Regions from separate parts of the Homo sapiens genome. Here region 2 is linked to region 1. The links are chromatin loops, found by intact Hi-C in ENCODE. Cell type or tissue: sigmoid colon. All regions are shown on one strand.

The links. Peaks named below come from ENCODE experiments on the same cell type or tissue, not always from the same donor. Only the 100,000 strongest peaks of a DNase experiment are listed, where the experiment ranks them.
Region 2: it touches region 1 in a loop (4-fold over the local background); 3 of 110 quality-filtered maps call a loop at or near these places.

Annotation. Positions count from the first base shown.
Region 1 is chr5:109,997,794-110,002,793 of GRCh38, reverse strand. No RefSeq gene overlaps it. Among named protein-coding and RNA genes, the nearest start is that of LINC01848, 120 kb to the right of the region's middle. In sigmoid colon, no CTCF peak of the experiment used is centred here; a DNase peak (open chromatin) is centred at 2,493.
Region 2 is chr5:110,084,035-110,089,034 of GRCh38, reverse strand. No RefSeq gene overlaps it. Among named protein-coding and RNA genes, the nearest start is that of LINC01848, 200 kb to the right of the region's middle. In sigmoid colon, no CTCF peak of the experiment used is centred here; a DNase peak (open chromatin) is centred at 1,884.

The DNA.
Region 1 (5,000 bases):
CTTGTTGTCTGGTGTTGGGTGAGTTACTTAAGTCAGCTGAGCCAAGATCCCCTCATTTGTGAACTGGGGAAAGTAATGTGCCTGTGTCCAAGGGGTGCTGTGAAGATTAAAAGTGATTGTGCACCTGTAGTATTTAGTATAGTTTATAACAGGAGTTGGCACACTTTTTCTGCAAATGGACAGATAGTAAATATATGAAATGTTGCAAGCCAAGATGCAATGTCCTCAACTCTTGAACAACTGTTCTCATGCAAATATTTTTTTTTTTTTTACATTTAAAAATGCAGAAGCCATTCTGAGTCCCTGGGTCATACAAAAATAGACAGCAAGTTGGGTTTGACTCACTGACCATAGTTTGCCAACCCCTCGTTTACAATATGTATTAAACATGTATTGAATACTGACTTCTTGCTACCCTGAAACGTCAAAACTATGAAATAAATAGCATTTGTCTCCTGGGCCCAGAATGCCCTTTCTATAGTCCTTTGCCCTCTTAATGACACCTTTTCTCTGTTTCTTTTGAAGGGGCCTAATAACCATGTATTCTCCTTCTTCACATTCTTTTTGAGATCTGAGAAGAAGCAGAAGTTTTTTAGGATTCCTCTGTTACTTTTTTTTCCTAGGGAAATGTTGTCATATTTTGTCCAAATTCAGTAAAGTGGTGACAGAAGAGTCACATGGTATGCCCTCTGTTCACTCTGGAATAAGCAGAGACACTCATCCTCTATTTGGTGGAAACTTTTCAATGACTGATTTCTATTCCTGACAAAAGACAGTTACCACAGGCACCCTACCTGGGACCCCAGGTTAGATAAAACATAGGAAAAGTTTTGATGAAAAAAGCTTACCCACTCCCCACTCTCATCCCCTGGAGCATTTGCAGAGTTTCACTAAGTCTCTCTAGTATCAGTTTCAGAAGTAAATGTTGAATCACCCATCAACATTTCAGCTATACAATATCTAATATTTGGACACAGACTGAAACCTAAAAGAAGTCCCATCCCCTCCCACCCACCGTGTTCTTCCCATTGACATTTCTTCTTTTTTTCCCCATTGATGTTTCATTTCTCCTCAGAGTACACAGCCTTTTTCAAATTTTTTATTGTGAAAAACTTTAAAGATACAAAATGTTCAAAGAATGGTAAAACAAATACAAATATAGCAGCCATCTAGATTCAGCAAAACTGCTAACATGTGGCCCTATTTTCTTTATCTATTCAGAACACAGTCTCAGCGAAGGGCAGTCTGAAGCATCCTAGAGTACGCCATTGTGAAAGCAGAAAAGGACTCACAATTGGACCAGATTATGTAAAAAACGTTGTCTAGGTAAAGTCAAGTCATCTGCACAGAGACAGAGTTCTCAGTCTTCAGATCCACAGATGCACACACAGGATTGAACCTGATCACATCAATGTTTCCGGACACAAAAGAAGTTACACAGTTATCAAAGTAATCTTGTGAACTATATACTTTGAAAAAATGGTGGGATAAAAAAATTTACATTATCCCGTATAGTCAAGAGGAATCTTATAATGAATAAGAAGTAGTTCTTCTTTGTCAGTTAATGGGGGAATATTTGAACTGGAGCTCAGGGCCGTGAGGAAGTGAATTTTTCTTAGCATAAGTCAAGGGAATAGGGTTGCAAAGATTAAACATATGTTAATGGGAGAAATATGAATCACTCAACAAACCTTAGACAAAGTTTTGGGATAAGTTCAGTTGTGGAGACAAGAACTGAGTAAGTGTTTGCTCTTGATACGTTATGGGGAAAATCAGCTGCAATCGAAAGTAGAAGTTCATACTATTTCACACACAAACACACCACCACCGTCATTATCACCCCTTGATTCCTGGCACTCCAGCTCACACTTCCTCCTCCCCAGGAGGCCAGCTTACATAGACACAAAGACACACATTACTCACTGCTACATAGCAGGATTTAGGAAGCAATTCTGTTCCTTATTTTGTATAGCTGCTGAGTAATAACCTTTGAATATCTCCTGTGGTCCGGGAGACAAAGAGTGAGATGCTACCGAAGCATCTACTTCTCTCATAGGGCCAACCTGAACATACTGATGCAACTAGAGAGATGATAGGGTGAATACTCAAGACTTTCTCTGTTCCAGAGTGTAGCTAGAGACACTCCTGTTCAATAAGGATTTTACTACATGGGCTACAACTTACCTTTCAACAAACAATTTATAGAATTGATTTCTCTCTCTCTCTTTCACACACACACACACACACACACACACACACACACACACACACACACACATTAAGTCCATCACTAACTTTCCTTTTTGCTGATTCTCCTTGTAGCAGTTATTCAAAACTTCAGACACTTCATAGCAGCATCCCAAGAAACAGGATCAGTTCAGGAAAGTTGAACCCCTGTCCCAATTTGGCAGATCATCCTGATTCACATTTTTTAATTCCCTCACTTACTGAGCCAGTCAGCCAGTGTTTATTCAGCACCCAGTATGTGCTAGGCGCTCTGCCAGATGCCACAGTTATAAAGAACAAGCTGCTGCCCAAGGATTATGCAATCTCTTGAACAGTTTGACAGAAAACAGAAAATAACCTGTCAACTTAGTTACCCCTGAGGAAGACCAAGCTACACAACTCAATTCAATGAATCAGAAAGAGATGGTAATTATACAGAAGTTTTTTTTCAAAGGCAACTATCATTTATTTTGTGCTAACTTGATGTCAGGAATCATAGACACAATTCTGGTTTACCTTTTATAGATGTGTCTTAGTAGGTGTCTTTATAGTAGGTGTCTTTAGGCTTATTCAAAAACCACTTTGTGTTTGCCTCTGTTTTTATTTATTTTATCCCACCTTAACACATGTGATTTTGGGGCATTTCATGTTTCATTTTAGTCTGCTTGAAACCAGTTATAGAATAGGCAGGGTATAAATAAATAAATCCAGGCACTGCCAAACTTATACAAATGTTCAATTCCCAGAAGGCCTTACACAACTTGAATTTTTCATAAACCAAAAAAAGAGCTTTCCTACTTCTTTAATATTTTAACATTCTATTCTAAATAGGCCTTCTTAGGCTAAGGAAATGTCCTTGCATTTTGACTACACTTGATCCTTTCCCTGTCACTATTAAAATGGGAATATAGAGGGTAAGTAATAACCCAGGTAACGTTGTGGTAACACAAGCAAATTCAAGGAGAATCAGCACTGAAGCTGAAACTGCAGGAGACTTGAAGCAAAGGCCAAACAAGCTTCTGCCAACTTTGTGCACCCACTTTAAGATATTCTTCATCCTTGTGTTTCCAATCATACACCAAAATTTTCGTCATCTCTAAAATGCCATTATGTGCTTTACAATAGCACAGGGAGGTGGTGGCATAAGAAACTCTCAGATTCCTGCCATAGGTGACCTCATTTTATGTATCCATGACTTGCACTCACCCAGAGATTACTCTAAATTCCTTTAGTAGACACTGCAAAGAGCTCCTGGGGCAAGGACTGTGTCTTATACACAGTGCAGCCTTCCAAAACCTAGCATAGCATCTGGCCTACGGTCAATACTTGATCAATGCTCAGGATTAAGAAACTATGCAGGATACAGGTGACAGTTCATTCAATCGGAAGTCTCCTCATATTGTTGATAGACCCTCTGCTGTTTCTGGGTTTTCCCGGAGCTGTTATTTTGATCCTTAATGACTACAACCAATTCAGGGAAATATGAGGGCATAAGAAATTTGTGTTCAACATTCAATAGTAGGTAAATAGGTTTTATTCCTCAGAAATATTTTACTGAAAATGTTTGCCTGAAAGTATATTTTCTTAGACTGGAAAGATTCTAACTTCTCTGAGCAAGTTCCAGAAATGCTGCAAAGATGATGAAGTTATCATAAATTAGTTCCAGATGTCACCCTTTCTGTAGAAGTTATGAATACCAGGATAAGTTTGGATGGGAAAGAAGGGGTAGGGGGTAAGGATGAAAAGACAGTTTCTATTTTTGTAAAATTTTGGAAGAAAATGTCCGAGAAAACGATTAAAATGCTTATCCTTAATTTAATCAAAGTATTATTTCCTATGTAAATTTTCAAAGGTGTAACTTTCCCTTTACAAATGTCATTTGACTCAGTGTGATCACCACCTATAGAGATTTAAGGCTATGTGTAGATGACTCGGGACTTGCATGCTTTAAAAATATTAAAGAAGCAAAAAGTTGATAAAATAATTTTTAAAGCTGATTACAATTTAAACAATTTAATGGTCCCAAATCAAGCTGCATTAATAATGGAAAGTTCTTGTGGAGCTAAGAGTATGTGGCAAAGATTGAGAGAGCAATTAGGTTAAATCAAGAGTAAGCTGGATCCTTTTGCAATTGAATTGCCTACTTGTCCTGCAAAAGCAAAGACAGGAAGTTAGGCTGATTCCATAGGGTTAGAGAGTGAGCTGTTCAGATAAGGTCAGAATGTAGACTCCAGCCTAGCAATATTATGTGCTGAGGCTAGTGCTAGTAGTGGTGAACAAGACAAAAATACAATACTTGTCCTCAGGAAGCTTACACTCTAGTGACAAAGAAAGACATTGAAAAAAACAACAACAAATTTGATGGGGTGGGGAAAGAGGGTTTCAAAAGTTGGACAGAGTATTAAGAGCATAAATAACAAGAAAACCAACCTCTTCTGTGGTCCAGAAAAGTACATGGTGTTTAAGTTGAAATTTGAAGCTAAATAAGAGTTGACCAGATGAACAGTGAGGCAAAGAGTATTCCAGGCTAGGGAAATGCATACAGACTCTTAGAAGCAAGAGAAAGTAGGGTGGACTCCAGTTCCAGAAAAAGTTCAAAGAAAGTAGAATATGAGAACAAAGAGGCTAAAGAGTTAAGCAGTGTCAGGTGTTGAAGTCCTGATAAACTATGGTAAATAATTCTAGATTTCATCCTCAGTGCCTCAGAAAGCTACAAGTTGGGAAAGGCTTATTGACAACTTTTCAAATCATTTCCAGAGAAAAGGTAATTACTA
Region 2 (5,000 bases), 86 kb before region 1:
ACTGAGTAACTTTAGATAAGTTGTACAACCTTCTGAATGTGTTTCCTCATCTGGAATATTTTCTACCACAAAAACCTGTTTTTACAAGTTTGTGTTCATGTATGTAAATTACCTACTAGAGGGCCTGGCAAGCCATAGTTGGTAGCAGTTCATTTCCTATAAAGTACTGTCAGCATTTCCATTCACCCTATGATGCTATGTTAGATAAATGCCAAATCTAGAAACACTTTCATCTAACAGAACAAAGCCATGAAAAGGTGAATGTCCTTAACAATGAACAATGACTGCTCATTAGTCAAAAATTGTGTTCATACAGCTTTTGAAAACTCATGATTTTTGCATGCACTAAAGCTATCTGTCTTTAAAACAGCAGATAAAATACTGAGCAAATGTTAAATTTAGACTTCACAAACAAGAGGACTTTCTGCATATCTGCTTTGTTTACCTTATATTCACACACATCTAAAAATTTCAAACAAGGTAGATTGCAATTAAGACAGAGTTTTTCTTAGTATCAGTTTTTATATCTTTAAAATGGGGATAGTGCAAATCTAATATGTTAGTCATGACACTTAATAATGTCAATAAAAGTGCTAAGTAAAATTTAGGATATTTTATGAGTTGTGAGCTCTTTGTACTACCAAGTCAAAAACAATTATTCTTTGTAATAGCAGTACCCAACTCAGAAATGTGGTAACTGTCTTTCTAAATTACATTGATTGTTTATACTGCAAAATTTAAAACACATGATATTTTAAGTAGCACAAAGAAATTACATCTATAAATATCCCTAAAATGGTAAAATGTAGCAAAATACTTTCTCATACTACAGAGAATATCCTAGTTTATAAAAAGTCGAAGTAAGGTTGTACAATGAACAAAAATAGCCAGATTTGTTTTATGTTTTTTTAAAGTTAACCAGCAGCTGACGGCGAATCAAATTCTTTTGTTTTGCAGCATTTAAGTGTGCAATGTGTTGAGCAATCACTTGTACAAAGCCCCAGATGCCCGATGAAATGTGCTAACAAGATTCTGTCTGCTCTGCAGAAGTTAGAAACTCTTGCACAACTGTTTGTTTTATTCCCTCGGCTCTAAAGTTTGTCAACTTTTGGTTCCCAGGTATAATCTACGTCTAAAATCTGCCAGTTTTACCATAATTAAACACATTCCCGTATCTATTCAAAGTACCAGGAGCAATAATTATAAAAGATTTATTCCTAATATAAAAATTATATAAAAATTATAATTATAATAATTATAAAAGATTTATTCATTTCATTGCAAATGTAATGAAAGATATGGGTCTTCTCTATATATACAGACACACACATATGCACAATCTTACCTGATACTTCAGGATTTGGCCATCCACATAATATAATTTAAGCATCCTTGATACAGAAGAAGCAGGTGTGTGTGGTTGTGAATTCGGAAAGGGCAAATAGTGAGTTCTATTTGTATAATATTCATCTTCTATATCCTATGACTAGCACAGTGGTCTGACAAGAGTAGATTTTCTGTAAATGTTGAATCAATAAAAGAATAATTGAAAACTAAAGTATAAAGAATAAGTGGAAGACAACTGAGAAGCCCTGATTGTCTATTACATAGAGAAATAACCAAATCCTCCCTTAAAAAACACTCACACAATATAAAATAGGTAATCTGTGAAGCTCTACTGATACTCTGTTAGCACTGCCGGCTTACTCCAGGGGCCAGGAGGAATTAACATAGTTTCACATAGTGACTGATTTACAGCAAAGAAAGAAATTGTGCCTGGAATCTATGAGTCTTTAGAGAGCACAGCTTTTACGTGGTTGCGCTGAGTGATGTGTCAATCCTTGACTCATTCACAAGTAACATTCTCATTTACTAGGCAATGACATCACAGCTGTTTTCTGCAAACCACAGAGGACTGAATGTGCCTCCCTGCCCACTTTGGCTGTCTGACAGCCTGTAGAATGTGTGCAGAGAAAGGCATTCACTAACTTACCATCCTCTCTTTTGGGCAGCAACATTATCTGAGACAATATTTTAACCACGTAGATTGTGACACCTACCTAATTGTTTGTGTCTGTTAATAGAAACCAGCCCAGAAATCTGTGTCAGTATTACCTATTCCCCTGACACCATTGGTATTCCAAGGAAACCCCAAATCTCCAGAGAAGATGTAGACATGCTCTTGTTCACAAATTTCTACTGTGCACAGCTGTGAACGTGAGGCAAACATACAAGACACTGACGTCTCTGGAAAGTAGAAGAGAAAGTAAAGTTTCTCCAGAGACTGGCCACCATGCAAGCTTCTTTTATTCTTTACCTTTCCCCTCATTTCTAATACAAAAGAGTATCATATATTTTAACTTACCCAATTCCTTTGGCTATCAGAAATCACAAGCAACAGCAACAGATGCAAATAAGAAGGTAATTTGTCATGATTATCTAAATTGTACGTATCAATCTGGTGCGAGAGTAGCCATAGTCCTTTCATACCTCCACAAATGATATGGGAAGGGTGTACAAAATTTGAGCAGATATAAACCATGTGTTGAAAATTTTTGTAATCAAACATTAACACCATGAATTACCTCTCTCTCTTCACTGATTCTTCATATATATACATATATATATATGTATATATATATTTGGAAATAGAAATACTTATATATATAAGTATATATATATATAAGTATATATATTTATATATATATATACTTATATATATATATATATATATAAAATATACATTTGGAAATACTCAGTCATTTAGTTTTCTCCAGGGGTTAATATCTACCCACCTGATGATTAAAATCCAATAGGACTGGAAATGTTTAGCTCTTCCTGCCTCTGTGTCCTCTAGTCTCCATCACCACTCTCACTTGCCTAACTTCAAAATGGCCCCAGGCTAAAAAAATGAAGAAGTCAAAGGATTAGACCATTTCTTTAGCAAGCACCATTTTCCCTTTCATTGAAGATGAAATTTAACAGGTGAAAGTGAAAACTGAGAAGAATGAGAAATTCCTTTATTTAGAACTCTGTAGAAACTTAACAGTACTAGGCAGCTGCTTTGAGGAGACATAGCAAGCTTATTTATTGTAAGTAAGAGGCAGCACAGAGAGGGTTGGGTAAAAACAACAAAACCTGTGTGCTCTTCCAGCCTCTTAGATTATTATGGTTTTAATATAATAATATGCTCTTTCCTTCGTTATGTTCGCACACACATTCTTGTGTGGAATAAATGATGTCACTAAATTAAATTTCATCTGGTAGCCCAGTTCACAGGGTCCAAAGGGTTAATTTTGTTCTCTTTCTTTCAAAAACAGGAAGGTCTGATTAAGAGTTCAATAACTAAATGATCTGAACTGTATTAGATATCACATCATTACTCCAACAATGACAGTTTTGAAGTTTCCTAGGCTTAGATATCACCAACAGCAGGCAGGGACATGGTGAAAATTAGCTTGGATTAGATTTTGGCTAAAAGCACATGTCTTCAGGGGACTCTTTCAGGTTTGTCAGCCTTTGGTCACTAGTGTCCCTGACATAGTACATGGGCTATATAACCTTGGCCAGGCCTTCAGTCTGTCTATGAAGGTAGAAGGGGATTCTGTCAATAAATCTCACCATACAAATACCTGAAGATGCCCCAACAGATCGCTGAAGAGCAAGTTCTGAATTTTAAAGATGTGCTTCCTTACTCTATAATTACAGAGCTGATGGTTAAGTCACAGAATGCTCCTGGGGAGCAACGAGGAACTTAAATAAGAAGATACGCTTCTTGTTACAAAACAATGTTGACTGCAGCTGTGTAATATAAACTTTCAAGACAAAAAGACATTTTATGAAAGCACAGACTCCTGGCTTCACATTCAGCATGTCCAGAGAAACAAATTTAAAAGCTACTAGACCATCCAAAGTAGAGAAAGCAAATCATTCAGAAAAGACCTATCTGACTTTTCACACAGCTAGTGATAAACATGTATTTTTAAATGAATCTATTTTGCTGGATGTATACCAGGTGCCAGATGCCATACTAAGCATTAAGCATATAGAAATAAAAAGCAAAGTCCAGCCCTTAAGAAATTCAGTGTATACTTAGAAAACGAATAAATGAAAAATTACAACATAACATTTATCAAATTTGCCCAAAATTCTGAAAAGTCATCTCCAGTAACTGACCATGTAAATTTTACTATATCCATAAAGAGAGGATCCATAAAGGGAGGATGTATTGACCTGAATTATTTATGGAAAAGCTGTGATAATGAGGATAAATGAATTCACCAGCCTTCTGATACCACAGAAGTCAAAGAATAGAATATATCCTAAGAAAAATATTAGTTTCTAAACATATTCCTGGTGCTATTTTAAAATTTTGGCTAAGTCTCTTAATATTTCTGGCTCTCGGTTTCTTCAGCCCTTAAAATGGTCTAAAATATCTCTAAAGTTTATTATAGTACTAAAATGATGTCATATGTGTTAAATGTGGAATATCATAAAATACCTCACATCTTAAACTTTTACCATACATAATCTAATCTTTTTGATGATTCAGAAGGGCAGTTATCATTACAATGTCAATATATGGATAAATGGGAGTAAATGCTCACAGAGCTTTTGACTCCTTTTTTTTTTTTTTTTTTTTTGTCACTGTATTGTTACAGTAAGCAATTTTATCAGTCAGGGTCCTAACCAGAAACAAATTTTACACATTCACATTTGGATACACCAGGGAAGGTCAAAATTAAAGAAGGTCAAATCTGTAAGTCAGTATTGAAGACCCACAGAAGACAGCACAATAACAAGGAGGAATGATTACTAGAACCCGGAAAAACAGAGTTGTGTAAAAGAGGCTACCCTCAGTCAAGGGACACAGACAGCCTAAAACAACCCTATGGGGACTCCCCATGACCAAATCCAACTGGAATGCACAGACTATTGATTTAATCACATAGGTCAGCCTTCTAGGGTGGAGAGCAGGATGGAGAATGGTAAAGAGGATC